2 separate regions of the Mus musculus genome follow, and region 1 is linked to region 2. A link is a loop called in an ENCODE intact Hi-C map of the cell type or tissue named here. Cell type or tissue: heart. All regions are shown on one strand.

Region 1 (8,000 bases), 310 kb after region 2:
AGGGCTACATAGTGAAACCCTGTCTTTAAAAAAAAAAAAAAAAAAAAAAGTGTGCCACTACCACCTGACATCAGTAGAACATTCATTCTCTCTCTCTCTACCTGGCATCAGTAGAACATTCTCTCTCTCTCTCTCTCTCTCTCTCTCTCTCTCTCTCTCCCTCTCTCATTGATTCTTTGTGAACTTCACACCATGCACCCCAATCCCACTAATTTCCCTGTCCCTTTGCACCTGCCCTCTACCCTTGCAACCTCCCCACCAAAAGAAAATTAAAAACTAAAATAAGAATAAGAAACAAGAAACAAGAAAGTATTTCACCATGGCAGCTGCGGTGTGTTACAGTGCATCCCCACAGTATAGCCTTTTGTCCATACATCTTTACTTGAAGTGTTTATTGCAATGAACTTTGCAATGATCTGGTTTGACACCTCTGGCTTCTACTATACTATTAATACTGGATCATCACCGGAACTATGTTGTTGTCCTGGAGCTTTGGATCTGCAGGACCAGCCCCTTCACGAACCATCAAAGTTCTTAGATGGGGTAGATATTGAGGTGGCCAACCCAAAGCCCTGGATCTGGGCCTGGGTAGCTGGTTGATGAGCCTGGCAGCTCTCCCATATTCATGCCATCAGGGCCAGCTCTCCAGCACTGCCCTGACTAGCTTACCCAATGCCAACACTGGCAAGAGGCAGGGCCAGCTTTCTAACTTTCTGGACTTGGCGGGGAGGGGGGGTGCTCTCCCATGCTCCCCCATCCCCAAGGGCTAGCTCTACTTTGCTGTCCTACTGTGGCCCAAGGCCCACTTCCCCAAGTGCTGCAGCAAGTGAGGGATGGGGCCAGATCTGCACAGCCTCTACCCCCCCACATCCCCCACACACACACACACACACATCCACACTGCTCCGGGCAGCAGCCCAGACCAGGCACACCCGCATGGCCCTCAGCAGCAGCATGAGCCACAGGCACCGACACAGACCCCTGCCACTGCACGATCACAAACCCAGACAGGACCCACAAGAGCAGCACAGGCTGCGACCTCACCATGGCCCCAGACAGCAGAGCAAGCCACTCTTATCTACCCTTGCATCTCCAGCTCCACTCCTCCCCCCACTGTGCTCAAAACTTTCCATCTCTTCCTCCCCCTCCCCTTTTCACCACACGCCTGAACATCCTGGTGGTTCCTACAGCAGGAAGGCCACAGGGCTTCTGGGTGTCTTCTACCTGCCTGCCCCACATGGCTGCAGGCAGGCCTTATTTTCTTATTCTTATGTGTAGGAGTATTTTGCCTACGTGTGTGCCTGTGTACCGTGTGTGTCTGTGTACCATGTGTGCCAGTTGCCCACAGAGGCCAGAGAGAGCATCAGACCCCCTAGGACTGGAATTGGAGATAGTTGGGAGCTGCCATGTGAGTGCTGGGAATTGAACCTGGGTCCTCTGCAAGAGCAGTCAACGCTGCTAACCGCTGAGCACTCTCTCCAGCCTCATTTCTTGTTTGTTTGTATAAAAGTAATATTTATAATCTGAAAGTTTCATATATTCATACAATATATATTGAGTATGCCCACCCATTACTACCTCACTGATATCATCCCTAAGTGTGCCTGCCTGTCTCCCAACTTTCTGTCATCTTCACACACACATACACACACACACACACACACACACACACACACACACACACACACACACAAAACCTGTTAGTGGGCTGGGTGATTCTTTCAACATCTTCAGAGGAGTACTGACTGCTTGTATTTGCTACCACATTTCTCTTCAGAAGGAGTTGCCCTAATTCATAGATCTAACTCTTAGCATTTATTTGGAAGGACACCTGCCGGCAGAGTACCTCCCTGGACAGCACAGGCGCACATTACCACCAAAAGAAATCTATAATGCTTTAATGAAATATTATAGCTCTGCTCATTCATTTTGTAGTTTTCACTCCTACAGTTGTTAGTTATGTCCTCAAAAGTTTCTGTTATTGAACTTTAGGTGTGTTTTATTTGTTGCGATAACCCCCCCCCCCACACACACACACACACACACCCTTAGTTTCCTTTCTGTAACTTTTGTTGTTGTTGTTGTTATTTGAGACAGGGTTTCTCTGTGTAGTCCTGGCTGTCCTGGAACTCACTCTGTAGACCAGGCTGGATTGGACCTCAGAAATCTGCCTGCCTCTGCCTCCCAAGTGCTGTGATTAAAGGCGTGTGCCAGCCTTTCTGTAGCTTTATGCTAGTATTTGTTGAAGGAAATATTAGAATTAGAGACAACTTGTGTTATAAGAACAATCCACACGCTTCAACTAGATGAACGTTTCTTTCTCTTCTACAGAAGGTTTAGGGTAGGATGGTGCAGGCCCGGCCTGAGACCCACTCCACACAGCAGGAAGGGACCATGCGTCTATCTGTCTCACCTCAGCCATTCCCCACATAAGGCCTCATCCCCATGTTCCAGGCAGCAGCTAGGTCTCCCTCCCTCAGCTTCAGAAGCAGAAGGAAAAACCAAGATCCATCCATCTTCCATTTGCATCTTATTGGCCAAAATTCAGACCTGTGACCTCACCCAGCCACATGAGAGACTGGACAATGAGCCAGCTAAAAATCTGGACTAACGCAAGAGTGATTATCGTGAGGAGGCCAACTCTGCCTTCCACAGACAAGGGTGAAAACTGTGTTGACTACAACCCACTCGAAGGAGAACCATCGGATGTTTATGACGATGATGAGCGAATCTGGCTAACTAATGACTACAGTCCACCAGATAGCATTTGTGGGAGGCCCCTGGTTCAGCTTCAGCTCCTGCACTGACTCTGACTCCAACTAACTTCAGGCGGCTCTGAAACCAATTACGGAACTAAGCTGTAACCAATTAAGCGGTCTCTGCACACGCTCGTTCCCTCTCAGTGCTGTCAGATCCTATTATTACTGGGAGTTGTCTGAATTCGCCTTGGACCGCCCAATTTGCAAATCACTTTTGTTTTGTGTTGCTTTGTTTATAATTGCTCAAATTCACATTGAATTTAATTAGGTTAAGATTTCTCCTTTGGGCCGGGTGTGGTGGAACACATCTTTAACCCCAGCACTTGGGAGGCAGAGGCAGGCGGATTTCTAAGTTCGAGGCCAGCCTGGTCTACAGAGTGAGTTCCAGGTCAGCTTGGACAAGTTGGTGTGGGCACTGTCAAGGAGGCCCAATGGGGTTCTTCGTGGGTCTTTTCTCCTTTTCCAGGGATGGAGAGAAAGGATCTAAGCCATCTCTTTGCTCTGGATCTCTCACATGCTCACCTGTTACATTTGTGTCCCTTCAAGGCATTTTTGGTTCTTTGTCCAAAACACGTAGGCCACTCCAGGGGCTGATTCTGCATCCCCAGCAGCAAACATATTGTGTAACACATAGTAGGTGCTCAAAAAAAAAAAACAAAAATCTGTCTTTGGTGAATCCATACGCTTTATGATGGGTGCTGAGTGTGCAGAACTGGGAGGCAATGAGCACTACCCACTAGCACTCAGAGACAAAAGGAAAGGCCGGTGGGCGCCACGAGGAACAGCCCAGGCAAAGGCCCAGGGGCCTGCTGGCCAGGAGTCTGGGTAGCCAGACAAAGTGTAGGGAGTCACGAGGAGCACGGGCTTGAAGGGAGGTCGAGCCAGACTGGTAATTCCTTTCAAGTCCCAGTCGGAAATGTTGGCCTCAGCCGTGAAGGAATGGAGAGCCACCGGAGGCTTAAACAGGGGAACACAGATCAGGCACCTGGGACACTCTTGCAGCCGACAGAGAATGGGAGGAGGAGGAGAGAGCAAAATCAGAAGAGACTGGGTGGCCAGGGTGGCGGGAGGCACACCGAAACCAGGCTTAAGGTGGACAAGGAAAGCAGCATTGGGCTCAGCCAGGATGGAGGAGAGAGGGCTCGAGAGGCTCAGCCGGGCGGGCGGGCGGCGGTGAGAGCAGATGGGCTTAGAAGGGAGGAGGGGCCGAGCGAGGAGAAACAAAAGCACCCCAGATGGTCCAGGGAACTGTAGGAGGGGAAAGAGTGGGGGGTACAGACACCCAGCAGGGGAGGGGGCTGGGAAGGAGTTGGAGAGGGCCCTGGCTCCAGTCGAGGCAGACAGAGCTGCTGGCCGCCTGTATCTTTCTGCTCATGGCTCAGAAATGTCCCAAGCTTGCCAGGAGACTTCGGGCCCCTGCTGGCCCTGTCTCCTCCCAGGCCAGGCAGCTCCCTCATAGGGAGCTTTGGGACCGTCTCCCCTAGCCTTCCCATTGCCAAGTGAAGACCCCTGTCTCAGTCCCAGGGACACCTCTTGAGCAGACTAGTTAGGAAAGCAGACATCTGCAGAGGGCCTGTCAGGAAACAGAGGGGTGAGCAGAGGCCAGCGGGGGTTGCCAAAGGACCCACAAGTCCAGCAGGGCAGGAGGCAGAGTGGGGTCCAGGGTACAGTTGCGGCTGGTAAGGAGTTAATGTCTGGTTCACAGTGCTTCTCTGACAGGCCTAATGAGACCCAGGTGGTCCTCTGGCCCCTGACAGTGTAAGCTGATGCCGGGGGCCGGTTGTTGGGGTGGGGGTGGGGGGCATTCTGCAGTTCCAGGGGCGGAGCTGGGTCTGTGGGCTCAGACCCAACACATAACTGTGGGCGGCTGCAGTCTGGGGCCCCAGACAGCCAGCCTCTCTCAACTGAGCTGACACCATGAAGGTACTGGCCTGGAGGATCAAGACCATTTGTGGAGACAAGCCACTTGCCAGATAGGGAACAGCGAAGCTCAGTGGAGTTCTCTTGAAACTTAAGTTCTGGGGATATTGGGCCTTCCTCTGAAAGTTGAGAGGGGGTAAAAAAGACAGAGGGCAGAGTTCAGGCAGGGAGAGCCCTGGGAGGTGGGAGGCGTCTGGCCCATGTTGGGGGCTACACTCACCCCATTTCCCATCCCCAGGCCCTCCCAGCCCTGCCACTGATGCTGATGCTGCTCTCCATGCCTCCCCCCTGCGCCCCGCAAGCCTCTGGGATCCGGGGAGATGGTAAGCAGCCCCCATTCACAGACACGGCCTGGTCAGCAGGCTGGATGAGGCCATTCTAAGTGAGGCTCTGCAGGACTGCTTCCTCCTCTACAAAGTGGCAGGTATCCCCCTAGAGAAATCTCCAGATTTCTCCTGATAGAGTCCCTTAGGCCTGGAGCAAAACTGGGATATGGAGGGGGGTGTCCTTATGCCTTAGTCTTTCTCCTCACGGTCCCCACACTGCCACTCGCAGCTCTGGAGAAGTCCTGTCTTCAGCAACCCCTGGACTGTGATGATATCTACGCCCAGGGCTATCAGGAAGACGGCGTGTATCTCATCTACCCCTATGGCCCCAGTGTGCCGGTGCCCGTCTTCTGCGACATGACAACTGAGGGCGGCAAGTGGACGGTGAGTAGGCAAAGGGGCCTCAGGCCAGATGGGGTTCAGGCAGCTGCGCGATCCCGGCTGTCATCTCTGTGAAGTGGATTTTTCATCTTCATGGGGACTGGATCCAGGGCTGCTAGCACTTACTTGCCTGAGGAAGCTAATGCATGCTGTCCTCACAGCGGTAGGTTGGTGCCTTGTCTAAATGAGGAACTGCGAGCCCAGGTAAGTAGCATTAATAGCCTTGGCGGGCACAGTAATGAACTCACAGCCAAGTATTCTAGATCCTCCTGATGGGTTTTGGGTTTTTTTGTTGTTGTTGTTGTTTTCTAGACAGGGTTTCTCCTGGAACTCACTTTATAGACCAGGCTGGCCTTGAATTCAGAAATCTGCCTGCCTCTGCCTCCCGATTGCTGGGATTAAAGGCGTGGGCCACCACGCCCGGCCCTCCTGCTGGTTTTATCATGCAGTGCTGGGATGGAACCCAGGGCCTCTAAGCTAAGTGGGTGCTTTGCCACTAAGCTATGTCTACAGGTCCCAGCTCCCTCTTAATCTTTTCCCCTTCCTGTCTCTCAGCAGACAAGGGGCCTGGTAGATACCCCCTTCTCAGCAGCAGATGTTCAATGAGAGGCCTGGAGCCAGAGAGTGTGTTCTGTTTTAGCAGTTCCCTAACAAAATGGCTAAGAGTCACCCTAGGGTACTGGACCTCCATCATCCAGCCCCTTGTCCACTTGTTTCCAGGTTTTCCAGAAAAGATTCAACGGCTCAGTGAGTTTCTTCCGGGGCTGGAGCGACTACAAGCTGGGCTTTGGCCGTGCTGACGGGGAGTACTGGCTGGGTAAGGTGGGGCCATGGGGTGGGGGCTGCCCCTCAGCCAAGTCTCTGCTGACCGGCTGCCACCCGTCCCTAGGGCTGCAGAACCTGCACCTCCTGACACTGAAGCAGAAGTATGAGCTGCGCGTGGACTTGGAAGACTTTGAGAACAACACAGCCTATGCCAAGTACATTGACTTCTCCATCTCCCCCAACGCCATCAGTGCTGAGGAGGATGGCTATACCCTCTACGTGGCTGGCTTCGAGGATGGCGGGGCAGGTACCCCTCTCAGCTTCTTCAGGGGCAGTGGCGGGGGGGGGGGGGGTAGGGGGAGTCAGTAAGGGGTAGGATCAGTAGGGGGTGGGGCGGGTACCTCTCTCAACTTCTTCAGGGGCAGTGGTGGGGGAGGGGGTGGGGTCAGTAGGGAGTGGGGTCAGTAGGGATTGGGGTCAGTAACGTAGGATTGGCCCTGCTCCATTGGTTCCTAAGGCCCCTCCCTCAACCCTTCTGGGTGTAGAAGAGTCATAGCTCTCCACAGACCAACTTCAGCTACAGGAACCTCAGCCCCAGGGAACAGCCACCCTGGCCCTGCTCCAAGTGGCCCTGCTCCAGGCAGCTCTGCAGAAGAACAGCTGTTCTCTTTGTGGCTCAGGGAGGGTGCCCCCCATCCGATAGGATGCCACATCATGTCATCCCAAGAGTCATTCATCAAGTGCTGTCATCCTCTCAGCTCCTGGCCTCAGTTTTTCTAGTCTTCCTCCCTCTTGCCAGGTGACTCACTGTCCTACCACAGTGGCCAGAAGTTCTCCACCTTTGATCGGGACCAGGACCTCTTCGTGCAGAACTGTGCAGCCCTCTCCTCAGGAGCCTTCTGGTTCCGAAGCTGCCATTTCGCCAATCTCAACGGTTTCTACCTGGGTGGTTCCCATCTCTCCTATGCCAATGGCATCAATTGGGCCCAATGGAAAGGCTTCTATTACTCCCTCAAGCGCACGGAGATGAAAATTCGTCGGGCCTGAGGGGCTGGCCCAAGCAGGCCCCATCTTTCCCCTGAAGTCCCAAGGGTCCATGTTCTCCCTCCACGCTTTACCCACAATTCCTGAGCACCAGCCATGCCCTGGCAAATCCCTGTCCCACATACAGCCACGCCCTGATGCATTCCACCTGAGGCTAGGCTGTCAGCAGCCCTCCAGGCCTTTCTGTGGCTGAGCCATCCTAGCCTGGATCTGGCTGAAATCCATTAAAAACTCCAAGTTGCTTCTACCCCTTCACGACAGCTGAAAGCCAGAAGCTACCTTCTAGCTGCCAGCTTTTGCACCCCACCTCAGCAGTTTCCTTACTGCAGAGCCTTCTGTTTGGGGCTACCCTCGACAGAGTCATGCAGCACCTGTGGCATTGCCAATCAGCTCTTGCACACTGCCACACCCCAGCACTCACATAGCTCTCCTCAGAATACTTCCTACCTTGGCCTCATCACTTTACTCCCTACGTGAGCATCATGGAGCCCAATCCCATCTGCCTTCACTCATCCCTCAAAATTCACCACCAAAACAATACTCACCACGGCTACTGCTCAACTCTGAAGTCGTCATGGCAAAGATAGGCTTGTTGACTTGGTCCCCTACTTGCCCTAGCGATCGTCATGAGAGGCAGCAGGGATCAATATGTGGGGCTGGAAGTGGGTGGGTAGCAGAGGTCTCAATAAACTTCAGGATCTGATGGACTGGCTTTGTGGACAGACATTTACTTGGCTCCAAATATGAGCACCTGGCTCTTCCTCACTGTACCATTGTTGGTGTGTTTACCCCAACCCCAAAAATG
Region 2 (8,000 bases):
GAGGGTGAGGGCGGATGTAAAACTGGACCTGGAGATGGCACAACAGTTAAAAAGGTCCTGTCTGCTCTTGCAGAGGACCCGAGTTCAATCCCCAACAACAACACAGCAACTCACAACTTCCTGTAACTCCAGCTCCAGGGACTCTGACACCCTCTTCTTGCCTCTGTAGAGGCCCACAGTGGTACACAGACATACATCAGGCAAATACACACATAAAATAAAGAATGGTAAAAATGAACCAATGGAAATTATGACAATTGTTTTCTGACATTACTTATTGTAGGTTTCTTTTTTTTTTTAATAAAAGATACACATTAAACTGAACTTATAAGCTGTAAAACTCCTAGACAGAAAAAAGGCTATAACCTGTCTCGTGAATGAATCTCAATAGACACAACACTGAGAAAGGAACTACATAGTAAAGTACACCCCACATGCTCCATCACATTAAAATACAGAGGCAGGCAGCACGCCAAACTCCACGGAAGCCTTAGCAGACACCCACGAAGATGAGAGTAAGGACTGGCAGAAGAAATGGACTGCTCTGTTTTTAAATGTATTGTATTTGTGTGTGAAAGTGTACAATGTCGCAGGGGGTGTGCAGGTCAGAGAACCACCTGTGGAAGCTGGCTCTTATCACAAGTGGGTCCCATCAGGCCACCCAGTTCAGTGGCAAGCACCTCTATCCACTGAGCCACACTGGCCCTTTCTGTCTGTTCCATTAAATCACCAAGATGTACATATCCTCTAACATATGGCTTAAAAAGCGGAGTGCAAAACAAGGACAAAGAGCAAACTTAGGTAAATTCATAGGTGAAATCCTGCAGGAATTTAAAGGGTCACCACATCTGATGGATGAGCAGTTTAAAACTGTGAAATAACCTGTGTCTTCTCAGGGCCATGACTCCAACACACAAAATAAGCAGTCTCTATGCTAGTCTGAGAACAAGAAAGTCCTCATGGACCACCTGCCTGACTCTCGCCAGTTGGTGACGAGAGCCTACTGTACAATCCACAGAGACTAAGGCAGAACTGCAAGTTTGCTACTTGTATGGAAGACACATCTTTCTGAGCTAATAGATTAAAAAAAAAAGCCAGGACAGCTTCCCTTCCCAATGACCATACAGAACAGAAGTGGTCTTTGACAGAGATAAAACTCTGACTTTAGCAAAACACAGTGGCACACACCTGTAGTCTCAGTACTCTGAAAGGTGAGGCAGGAGGATTGCTGAGTTTGAGGCCAGCGTGGACTACATAGGGAAACACTGCCTTTAAAAAAATTCAATTATTAATAACCCTCCCCTTACCTCTTTTATACAACTTGTTAGCTACATTGAGGCTACTGGGCTACTGAAGTATGTCTAGCACAACCGTAAGTTTAACCTTTACTTAATGGCAAAGTCAGTGGCCACGATGCTACAGCAGTTCAAGATCCTGAAGTGGGTGCTACCTACCTATAGAGCTTATGTGTAGTGTACATTCTGGGTTCACTCAAGTGCAGGTTGCAATTTAGACAATGGTTTACTTCATAGCACTGAGTTAAAACAAAACAAAACAAAAAAACCATCAAAGCCCTGGGGTAGCTCATAAAACACCTTCAAAATTAATGTTCATGATATTTAAGCAAAGGCATGGTTAACCCAGACAGTCTGGGGTTAGCCCTAAATGCTCGTCCAGGTAACCTCCCCTCCTAAGAGATGGTGATGGGACCAGAGGCTAAACCCATGTGAATGACTGGAGGTTGGGCCAGGGTCTTGGAAGAGGGAGGCCAGGATGGATTCTTTCTAGAGTCCTGCCAGGGAAGTCGTCCTGACATTTCAGTGCCTGGGGCCTGGGAGTTTTACAACAGCCGGGGGACAGTGGCAGAGGTCACTGCCACTATTAACCTGTTTCCATCTACCAATACTGCTAAGTTTGAATATGAATTCCCAGTCATCCTCAAGGCTCAGATTTTAAACCCCATTTAGGGGTCATCATGAAGCAGCCATTGAGAGGCACAATGGAGTGCCTGACCAGGGGTCCTATGGAGCAGCACAGCCAGTCATAGAGCCAGAGGCAGCGAAGCTGCTTCCCACCCACAAACAGTGACTGTTGTGGGCTCCCGGAGGAACGTGGCTCCTGAGCCAGCAGCAGCCTGCCTGGGACCAGCCTGCCATCAGCCAGTACTGAGAGCTAGCTCTGTGAGCTGGTGGAATGAAGTGGAAGTTAAACCTCGAACAGGCCATGCAGGGAGCCTTTGCCACCACGTCCACATGAAGGTGCTGGCTCTCCTAAGTCACACTCCACAGGCTACAACCCTGACAGACACCTACGGTGCTTCTCCACTTTTTTAAGTTGTCATATAGCAGTTTCATTATGACATCTTTTTTTGTTGTTGTTTGTTTTTTGAGACAGGGTTTCTCTGTGTAGCCCCTGGCTGTCCTGGAACTCACTCTGTAGACCAGGCTGGCCTTGAACTCAGAAATCCGCCTGCCTCTGCCTCCCAAGTGCTGGGATTAAAGGCGTGCACCACCATGCCTGGCCCATTATGACATTTTATTACATTATCACTGTACCTTGTTCAACTCACCTCCAATACTACCCTCTCCTTCCCCTCCCTCTCCCCAGATGTCCCCCTTTCTGCATCGCTGTGCTTGTTTAGAGACCTCTGGGTCTATACCTCAGAGTGTGGTGGCTCAGTGACCAGGTCTTTGAGAACTCTCCACTGGTTCACAGAAGGCTGCAGCAGTCTGCATCCCCACTGCAATTGTGCATAAGGCTTCTCCATGCATTTGCTCTCCTTTCTCTTCAGGGTACCTAGTTTGCCTGGGGTAAGATGGAATTTCAGCACAGTTTTAACCAGCCTTGCTCTGGTGGTTGAAGAGGAATACCTTTCCAGATATTTACTGGTCATTTGTATTCTTTGTTTTTTTCTTTTTCTTCTTCTTCTTCTTTCACCACCATGCAAGGCCAAACTTTTTTTTTCTTTTTTTTTTATGACTCACTGACTTGTAAAATGAAAACATTCTAAGTCGGAGAGAACTTCAGGAGTGAAGTTCTGTTCACAACCTTAAGTTTGGGCACCTTCAGAGCATAGCTATCTGCCTTCATTTCCTAATTTAGTCCACCAAAACAACACAATTTCTGAGTGTTGTCCTGGTGTCCCAACTCTTGGCTGTGAAGATCACTTAACAAAGAACTTGTAGCACGGTGGAGATTTAAACATTGAGCTGAGCAGCCCTAATTAAAAAGGAAACTTTTCATTTCCTTGTGTAGTGCTATACAAAACTAAGAGTCTGGGGAGATGAAGAAAGCAAAACAAGGAAAGAGAAAGGGGAAGATTCCTCCATTTAATCCCAATGTAAAAATGACTTTATAGCACATCTCAATCCAAGAAGCAACAGAATGGATCAGTGACCGTTTACTGCTGTGATCCTAGTTCTCACGAGGCTGAGACAGGAAGACTGGGTGGTTAAGTCTGGACCACAGAGAAAGGCTCCTGTCTCAAAATACAAAGTAAGACAACTCTAGTAATTTTTTTATCATATGCTTCTATTACCAAAACTCTTGCTCCAATCCTAAAAGACTCTTACAGAACATAAGCCTTTAACGCCCTCAAAGACTTATATTATGGCCACGATTGATTTAAAAAGGGGGAATTTAGGCCGGGGTGGGAGTGGGGGGGGGTGTGGTTTGCATTCACCTTTAATCCCATCGTTCTGGAAGCAGAGGCCTGTGGATCTGTGTGAGTTAGAGGCCAGCTATCTACAAATCGAGTTTAAGAACTGCCAAAGGCAGCCGGGCGTGGTGGCGCACGCCTTTAATCCCAGCACTCGGGAGGCAGAGGTAGGCGGATTTCTGAGTTCGAAGCCAGCCAGGGCTACACAGAGAAACCCTGTCTCGAAAAACCAAAAAGAAAAGAAAAAAGAAAAAAGAAAAGAACGCCAAGGGCTATAGAGAGAAGTCCTGCCTCGAGAAACTAAAGAGGGAGAGTTTGATGCTTAACATGAAACACCCAGCAGATTTGTCAGTTCTCCCGTTATAAAATGCTACTCAAGATAGAAACAATCAAAATTTTCTATTCCACTTTTCACCTTCAAAATCAAATTGTAATTATGAAGTTTTTTTTAAATTAGAAAATAATGTTTTCCCATCTCCAAATCACTAATAAAATCATCATAGTTGCTGAGATTTACAGGACCCAAAACAACAAAATAGCCACTCTCGAAGGCTGCGGTTGTCAATCACCTCCTACGTCCTAAAAATCTCGCTTCTCAACTCGAGTGCGCGGAGGCCCTGCCAGCCTCAGGTGTCCGCGAAGGGTCTCAGCCCCGGGAACGAGCTGTTATCCACGGAACTACCCTGCAGACCCCAGGCCCCCACCACTACCTTTACAGACAAATACTCCTCAATGGAATGTCCAGACAGATCTTCCTCCTCCTACTCAGATACCCCTCCCCCTCCCATCGTGGGTTCCACCGCCACACTCCCAACAGCGTCCACTAGGTGGTCCCTGGACCCCTCCCAGCACCGTGATGCTTCCTCTAGCCCCCTCCCTGCACCACGACGCTTCCTCTAGCCCCCTCCCCACGTTGCGAGGTTCTCCTTAGTCCCCCTTCCTGCACCGGGATGCTTCCTCTAGCCCCTTCCCTGCACCGCGAGGCTTCGCCTTGCCCATTCCTCGGCCCCACCCCCTCACGGCAAGGCTTCCCCTCACGCCCTCCCCGCAAGGCCAGGCTCCCTCCCCACGACTACCAGGCTTCCCCTCTCCCTCTCCCACCTACACTCCCCGCTTCCCAGCCCGCAGAGCGGCGCAAGCCTTGGGCTCACCTTGCGCTTGCGAGCCTCGGCAGTTCCGCTCCACACGAAGCACTGGTAGATGGCCCGCAGGTTTTGCTTCCAGTTGTCCACCTTGAAGCTGCCCAGGTGCGAGCAGCCAGGCGGCGGTACCGCCAGCTCAGCGTCCATGGCCTCGACCTCAGGCTCCGGCCTGGCCACCATGGCGGGCAAGGCCCGGGCGCGCGGGGCAGGCGGCGACGGGGGCGAGGACGACGCCAGGGCGGCGAGAACAAAGCTGGGGGACAAAGACCGCGTTGAGAACTCAGGCAGGCTACAGCAGCACCCACCGCACGCGCAGCACCCTCTGACTTCGAGGAGGGCGGGGCGAGGCTGGGCGGGACAGGGCGGAGCTGTCCGCGGGAAAGGATAACGTCACCCAGGCCGGCGGCCTTAGTGCGCAGGCTCCGCTGCTCTAGACCCCGCCTATCAGCCCTCCTCTCGCCCGCTGGCTCCAGAGAAAAGCCGAAGGCCTCGGGTTGGGTCAACAGGGTCCCGCCCTCGCGTCACACCATTGGTGGTTTGCCGGTCTAAGACACGGTCTGCGCCTATTATAGGCTTTCGAACCGCCTCCGGAGACGCCAGCGATTTGACGTTTCGAGTCTCTCCTTGGAAGGCGGGGCGTGCTGAGGATTGGGTAAAACTGAGTGTCAGTCAGGCCACTGAACCGGTTTGCACCGGCCTGAGCTCTGCCGCAAAGAGGCGGGGCGACGGAGGGGTGGGGCAGGGTAGGGCCTGCGTCTGCGAGTTCTCTGAAAGGAGGGTTTCTAGGTTCTGTTTGTTGGTCCTTGGAGTTCCTAGTGTGGGCGTTTCTGCAGAGACTGCCATCTTGGCGACTGTGTTGGGTACCGCAATGCCACAGCTGGAGATTGGGCGTGGCAAGAATACAGATCTTCCCTTCCCTAGGATATTATTCAGCGTTATCCTATTGAACTAGAATGCCAACTGGTATACGAATTTTTTTAGTGGCTACATTTTGTACAATATTTTGCACCAAGAAAGATAAAATTAATTTTAACAAGCAGTCAAATAAAGACAGAATATCAAGTCAAATTTTTACATTGGCTTTGAAATATCGTGTTATACAGGTTTGGTATAGCAATTCAATTTGTACTAGCCACATTACACTCTATTATTAAGTAGGAACAGTATAGAGCTATGATGCATTTAGCTCTCCTATCTGAGGGTTACACAGATGTGCAGCAAACCAACTCAGAAGAGAAAATATTGATCTTCTGCCCTACAAATTGTATATACCGAGTAAATAGACACCTCTCTCCTGTTATACCTTAAACAGGATAACAGCTAGGTGTCAAACTCAGGCAGACAGGTACCCATGATGTGGAGCAGTGAAATAATTCTCCAAGACAGAAAAGGCAGAAGAAGTAGAGAGTTCATCGGTGTACTGCAGTAACAGCAGCTAGCAGACAAGACAGCCGAGAAAAATTGCCGACAGGCATTTTGATGTCATGGTTCCGAGGAGCAATTGCAGTTGTGGCTTGTCCAATGAGTACCAGCTTGGTCTTAGAGCAGTGATGGTCGTATTCAGGCTTAGATATGGCTTAGCATGCTATCTTAGTTGGCATTTGAGTATCACCCAGAGAGGAGTTACAGCATAGAGAAGGGGGTGGGTGGGGGTTGGTGTGTCTGTGTATATGAATATTTTGGGAGCTACTCAGGTTGAGGCAGGAGGATCATTTGAGCCCGGAGTTTGTGGTCAGCCAGAGCAAATAGTGAGACTCATAGTAAAAAGAGGAAGGGGTGGGGTGGGGAAGCTGGTAAGATGCATACAGACCATATAGGTTAGAGGCAAATATTACATCATTTTATAGTTAGGACTTGAGCATGAGGGTTTTGGCTTACTAAAGGACTTCTGTGTGTGAATGAGTCACTCAGGGCATATTGTGAGGGAACATACTCACTCACACACACACACAAAACCTTTCAAGTACAGTCATTGTCTTGGGAAGCCCTTGGCTTACATGTGATGCTGTTCAGGTATTCTTATCCCACTGCTGGCTATTTTACTGCAATCCAACACAGGTGGGACAAAACAAAACAGCAACTGCTGCCAAGACTTCCATGATCCGGAAGTTGTGGAGTTTAATGGACGGAAAACTAGAACAAAGACTCCGTGTTGAGCAGTGCATGCCTTTGATCCTAGAACTCAGGAGACAGAGGCAGGTGGACCTCTGAGTTGAGGCCAGCCTTGGTCTACAGAGCAAGTTCTAGGAGAGTGAGAGCTACATAGAGAAACCCTGTCTGGTGGGATGAGGGGGACCTGGGTCTAGGACAAATTAGCAGACATCCAGAGCCCCTTCCTAAAGTGCTTTCCACCACACCCCAAATCTCATACTCCCTCACCTGCCAGGCTTCACCAGAAACTCCCTGTACAGTGAAAGTGTTCCATTGTCACCCTGTTGACAATGGCAGTCACTTTCCCACCCCACCCCCACTACCTGATTCACTTGAAAGAATGTATCACTATATCTGTCAGGGGACAGTTACTTGTTTAGTTTACCTTTTTTTGTTTGTTAGGTATGTGTGTGTGTGTGTGTGTTTGGGGGTGGGTACAGCTTAGACAGGGTCTCATCTTGCCCAGATTGACCTCAAACTCACTCTGTAGCTAAGGATGACCCAACTTCTGTATCCACCTGCTGAGTGCTGAGATTATAGGTACACATAACTATGCCCAGTGTGTGAGGGCCTAGGGACCAAACCCAGGGTTTCATGAGTGCCAGGCAAGTACCCTTAACACTGGTGCCACATTCCCAGCCCCTAGGTTTTTTTACTCCCAATGAAGAGTTGATGAGGATGTAATTTGTGTGTTTTATTTCCTACTCTTTAATGTCTACAAGAATAAAATCAAAATTATCTGCCGATTTATAACTTGGTGATTAGTTAGGGTTACTATTGCTATGATGAAACACCATGGCCAAAAGCAGCTGGGAAGGAGAGGGTTTACTTCACTCACAGTTCCATGTGAGAGTCCATCATAAAAAGCAGAGAGGGCAGGAACTGGAACAGGACAGGAACCTAGAGGCAGGAGCTGATGCAGAGGCCATGGAAGGGTGCTGCTTACTGGCTTGTTCCCAAGGCTTGCTCAGCTGCTTTCTCATAAAACCCAGAACCTCTAGCCCAGGGTGACCCCACACACAATGGGCTAGACCCTCCCCCCATCAATC

Evidence for each region. Peaks named below come from ENCODE experiments on the same cell type or tissue, not always from the same donor. Only the 100,000 strongest peaks of a DNase experiment are listed, where the experiment ranks them.
Region 1: it touches region 2 in a loop (2.4-fold over the local background); 3 of 42 quality-filtered maps call a loop at or near these places.

Annotation. Positions count from the first base shown.
Region 1 is chr11:61,480,804-61,488,803 of GRCm38, forward strand. Mfap4 (microfibrillar-associated protein 4) reads left to right here and starts at 4,628. Exons shown (of 6, transcript NM_029568.3): 1 at 4,628-4,682; 2 at 4,918-5,002; 3 at 5,235-5,389; 4 at 6,107-6,203; 5 at 6,276-6,458; 6 at 6,951-7,902. The coding sequence starts at 4,677. The coding sequence ends at 7,198. In heart, no CTCF peak of the experiment used is centred here; DNase peaks (open chromatin) are centred at 4,158, 4,528, 6,258 and 6,778; H3K4me3 peaks cover 2,383 bases; H3K27ac peaks cover 4,044 bases.
Region 2 is chr11:61,169,906-61,177,905 of GRCm38, forward strand. It overlaps Usp22 (ubiquitin specific peptidase 22), which reads right to left and starts at 5,154. Exons shown (of 13, transcript NM_001004143.4): 1 at 4,810-5,154. The coding sequence starts at 4,980. In heart, a CTCF peak has its summit at 4,486; a DNase peak (open chromatin) is centred at 5,305; H3K4me3 peaks cover 3,619 bases; H3K27ac peaks cover 2,163 bases.